2 separate regions of the Homo sapiens genome follow, and region 1 is linked to region 2. The links are chromatin loops, found by intact Hi-C in ENCODE. Cell type or tissue: A673. All regions are shown on one strand.

What was found. Hi-C counts contacts between places; a loop is a spot of excess contacts. Peaks named below come from ENCODE experiments on the same cell type or tissue, not always from the same donor. Only the 100,000 strongest peaks of a DNase experiment are listed, where the experiment ranks them.
Region 1: it touches region 2 in a loop (5-fold over the local background); 2 of 110 quality-filtered maps call a loop at or near these places.

Annotation. Positions count from the first base shown.
Region 1 is chr14:39,014,027-39,016,526 of GRCh38, forward strand. No RefSeq gene overlaps it. Among named protein-coding and RNA genes, the nearest start is that of SEC23A-AS1, 88 kb to the right of the region's middle. In A673, a CTCF peak has its summit at 1,543; a DNase peak (open chromatin) is centred at 1,545.
Region 2 is chr14:38,207,815-38,210,314 of GRCh38, forward strand. It overlaps SSTR1 (somatostatin receptor 1), which reads left to right and starts at 90. Exons shown (of 3, transcript NM_001049.3): 1 at 90-290; 2 at 629-795; 3 at 1,232-2,500. The coding sequence starts at 1,576. LOC124903303 (a long non-coding RNA gene) reads right to left here and starts at 1,473. Exons shown (of 2, transcript XR_007064117.1): 1 at 1,268-1,473; 2 at 1-462. RefSeq lists enhancers at 1-553, 1,537-2,240, 2,241-2,500. In A673, a CTCF peak has its summit at 1,417; a DNase peak (open chromatin) is centred at 1,407; H3K4me3 peaks cover 2,500 bases; H3K27me3 peaks cover 1,399 bases.

The DNA of each region.
Region 1 (2,500 bases), 810 kb after region 2:
ACATTATCAGTAAAGACATATTAGTAATAAAGATGTTATTAATGCACGTGATGATATATTTGTATACAATCTGTACAGTGCAATCTGTGGGTATCACTACTTACCAGTTGTGCAACCTGTCACAGGTCTTTGAGCCTTAGTTTCCTGGTATGTAAAATGTAGATAATAATGTGGATGTAGGGTACCAGGGTCAGGCATGGTGGCTCACACCTGTAATCCCAGTGCTTTAGGAGGCCAAAGCAGGAGGATCACTTGAGCCCAGGAGTCAAGACCAGCCTGGGCAACAAAGTGAGACCTTGTCTCTGCAAAAATAATAATAATAATGTGGAGTACCTGATAGACAATGAAGAGTTGGAGAGTAATGCCTCTCATTTGAATGACAGCCAGCACTTACAGGGCATATATTAAGCGCCAAGCAGTGTTCTAAATATATTATAGGTACTCAATTGTTTAATCTTCATACAACTCTATGAAGTAGGTGCCTATGATTTTCCCCATCTTGCAGCTGAAGAAAGAGGCCCAGAGAAGTTAAGAAATGTGTCCAGTGTAATTCGACTGGGAAATGGCAAAGCTGGGCTTTGAATCTGTACAGTGTTCCAGAGTCTGTGCTCCTATACATTTCACCCTGCCATTCCTCTGCTGTTTGCATTTGTGCTTAAAGTCAACATCAGTGGAGTCTTGTCCCCTAAAAGATATGGAACATATCTGTTTTTCCTTCTTCACTAGATGAAAATATATTTGATTATATTTTAAAAAGAAAATGTCTGAATCTAAACTCTGCTGCATTACCTCTACTGGAAATAGCAAATACTCAGACATAGATACTTAGAAATATCTGAGACACCACTATTTCTAACGTTTACCAAGCTGTTTATCCCCACAGAAGAAGCCCCCCACTCAGATAAGTAATTCACTCAAGCATGGAAACTGAGTAGGAGAGAATTTTTAACATTTTAGAATCTTCCACTAGATATCACTTTCTGACATAAATTCCCCTGACTATGGGTCTAGTGCTTTTGCTGGATCAAAAGTATTACTGCACTTTTAAATCTATACTTAGGTTGTGACCAAAATGAAAATGTGGCCAAAATATTAAATATTCTGCAAGAAATAGGTTAAAAATGTGGTCACATGTGAAGATGCTAGGATGAGGTGACCTCAAAATCCCACCCAACCTTTCTTGTTGTGCTATAGAATCCATAATTGCTGCTTTTAAAACAGTTGACTTACAGAGCATATAAAGAATTTCATTTATTTATAATTTTTTATGGGAACTCAGACTTTGAAAGTCTTTCATGCATGGTGTGCAGCTGAAGTCATTTTTCAATTTTGTACCCTTTCGGCAAACTATGTTTTACTTTTGGGGTCCAATTATTTCAGACATGAGCAAGGATTACCTTTTAAAATCAAGGACTAAAGCTTGGGTGTTGATAGAAAAAAATCACATAAAGAATTATTAATAGAAAAGTTCAGAATTTAAAGTGGAGAAAGATACTAAAAGCCTTGAGTTTCCTATTACAGAAGGAGCTACTGCCTCCCTGCGGTGATGAAGTGTCAGTGCCTTCAAACTACATTTGTCTCTTGATTGAAGTTTAGTTATCCTTAGCACTTTCAGATATGAAAAGCTTTCCTCTTTCTTTTTAGTTTATCCCTCTCGAATTTCTTTCTTTCGTCATTCTCTTATTTGCTCAAAGAAGCTTTAATAATATTAAAAAACAGAGTGAATTTAAAATGTTCACTCAGTTCAAAAGCTATTTCAGCAACCCTACAAATAAGTACAAAGTGAAAATAATAGAGAGAAATGTAATATCTCCCAATAGAACAAAAAAGCGCAGAATAATTTGTGACTCCCAACACAAATTTTCACAACCCTTCTAAAATTTAATAGTAAAGAACACTTGGCTAGAAATAAAATTGTAATATTAATTTTTTTAAATCACAAGATTCAGAAATAAGGGAGAATACACGCTAATGTATATAAGTCATCTAACACATGGAAAAATATTTCATTGATTATTTTAAATGAAATTACAATTTTCTTTCCAGGGAGTGTTTTGGGAAGATAATTGATTAAATCCTGTATGCTTCTCTCCCCGCAGATATCTGAGTGGTAGGTTAGTTCTAACTTTCTACAATCATGAGCAAGTGCTATTTTTAGTACAAGGTACTGCTCCATAAGTCATATTTATCCCTAGTCTATCAGCAGGTATGTAACCTACATACTACTGCATATAACATTATTGAATGATAATATCCCTGAGCTATTTTTTTAGCCACAACTGCCAAAAAATACCTACTGATGTTATGCAAGATGTTATAAAGTTGTGCAAAGGAGTGTCCATGTTTGGCTCAGACTCCAGGCAAGTAGGGCATTTCTTCACTAGAACACCCTTCCTGTGGCTACAGCCCACAAAAAAATCCCCACACTGCAGAGTGGACACAGCAGGCAGAAAGAACACGAACACACAACACTGCAGAAAGCTGTAGCAGCATCTCATTA
Region 2 (2,500 bases):
AAACCGTTTTGATTCTTAAATGAAGTCAGTGAGCTTCAGGCTTGCCTACATTGATATCTCCTAATGGTTTGGGCACGTGACCCAGAGCCAGCTCACAAATCAAGCCTCAGAAAGAGCTGACATCCTAGCTCTTCCCGGAAAAACTCGAATGTCGCCCTGCCGTTCCTGGGGTTGGTGACAGGTCTGGTCATCGCACGGCGGCAGCTCCTCACCTGGATTTAGAAGAGCTGGCGTCCCCGCCCGCCCAAGCCTTTAAACTCTCGTCTGCCAGAACCCGCCAACTCTCCAGGGTACAAAGTACAGCAGGGACGCGGGTGGAGCCCTTCCAAGCGGCGCAGCCTTATCTTTCCCGAGTGAACACCTAGGTGGATTCCCAACACCGCGCCTGGCACGTTTCTGGAGGGAGTCTCAAGCTCCTCCAGAGCTCCCAGCTGCGCGTCCTCGTTTCTGCAGTCGATATTCCTGTGGGAGACACGGGGGGCTCTGAGCGCTACGAGCTTTATTAAGAGATTTGCGAATGGTTCACTCAGGTCCCTGAACACTCCCAATAGCCTAAGCTGCCTGCTGTGTTATAGCGCAGAAGCCCCTAACGCACGGTGGTTGTCCTTTCTTCTCATAACGCTCGCAGCTTAGGGCCAGTTTCCGCGATTCTAAGAGTAATTGCGTGGGCACCTGTGCTGGGGCCAGGCGCAAAGAAGGGAGTTGGTCTGCGCGAAGATCGTCAACCTGCTAACAGACCGCACATGCACTTTGCACCGACCATCTACGTCTCAGTCTGGAGGTTGCGCACTTTGGGTAAGGAGGGCCCGGAACTTCCCTGGCGGGTCTGAGCTGCAAGGCAAGCGAGGGTGGGAAGAGGGAATTTAGGGTTCTGGACTGCGGGACGGGAGAGAAGCTGGGGTCTCCAGAGAAAAGGGCAGCAATGGAGGGAAACTGAGATGAACTCCAGACATCCATGTTCATGGATCCGTTTGAGTCTTTGCTTTGGGTAGGAGAGGAGTGGAATGAGACAGAATCTATACCTTTGGTTCCCACCCGCCCTCCAGTAAGGCCGAGGAACTCTCTTGGTTCCTCTGAGAGCAAGAGGCAGATGGTGCTGCGAGGGAACCCCGGAAGGAGCCACTAAAGTTGAGCAGAGTGCAGGACTGGGAAGGAAAAAAATGGGGGGCGGGGGGGACAAGCCACCTATGTGCTCTCCTCCCTTTCTCCACCCCACCCCCTTTTTTCGTAGCTGCTGACGCGCTGGTGGTGCCTATTAATCATTTACCAGTCCAGAGCCGCGCCAGTTAATGGCTGTGCCGTGCGGTGCTCCCACATCCTGGCCTCTCCTCTCCACGGTCGCCTGTGCCCGGGCACCCCGGAGCTGCAAACTGCAGAGCCCAGGCAACCGCTGGGCTGTGCGCCCCGCCGGCGCCGGTAGGAGCCGCGCTCCCCGCAGCGGTTGCGCTCTACCCGGAGGCGCTGGGCGGCTGTGGGCTGCAGGCAAGCGGTCGGGTGGGGAGGGAGGGCGCAGGCGGCGGGTGCGCGAGGAGAAAGCCCCAGCCCTGGCAGCCCCACTGGCCCCCCTCAGCTGGGATGTTCCCCAATGGCACCGCCTCCTCTCCTTCCTCCTCTCCTAGCCCCAGCCCGGGCAGCTGCGGCGAAGGCGGCGGCAGCAGGGGCCCCGGGGCCGGCGCTGCGGACGGCATGGAGGAGCCAGGGCGAAATGCGTCCCAGAACGGGACCTTGAGCGAGGGCCAGGGCAGCGCCATCCTGATCTCTTTCATCTACTCCGTGGTGTGCCTGGTGGGGCTGTGTGGGAACTCTATGGTCATCTACGTGATCCTGCGCTATGCCAAGATGAAGACGGCCACCAACATCTACATCCTAAATCTGGCCATTGCTGATGAGCTGCTCATGCTCAGCGTGCCCTTCCTAGTCACCTCCACGTTGTTGCGCCACTGGCCCTTCGGTGCGCTGCTCTGCCGCCTCGTGCTCAGCGTGGACGCGGTCAACATGTTCACCAGCATCTACTGTCTGACTGTGCTCAGCGTGGACCGCTACGTGGCCGTGGTGCATCCCATCAAGGCGGCCCGCTACCGCCGGCCCACCGTGGCCAAGGTAGTAAACCTGGGCGTGTGGGTGCTATCGCTGCTCGTCATCCTGCCCATCGTGGTCTTCTCTCGCACCGCGGCCAACAGCGACGGCACGGTGGCTTGCAACATGCTCATGCCAGAGCCCGCTCAACGCTGGCTGGTGGGCTTCGTGTTGTACACATTTCTCATGGGCTTCCTGCTGCCCGTGGGGGCTATCTGCCTGTGCTACGTGCTCATCATTGCTAAGATGCGCATGGTGGCCCTCAAGGCCGGCTGGCAGCAGCGCAAGCGCTCGGAGCGCAAGATCACCTTAATGGTGATGATGGTGGTGATGGTGTTTGTCATCTGCTGGATGCCTTTCTACGTGGTGCAGCTGGTCAACGTGTTTGCTGAGCAGGACGACGCCACGGTGAGTCAGCTGTCGG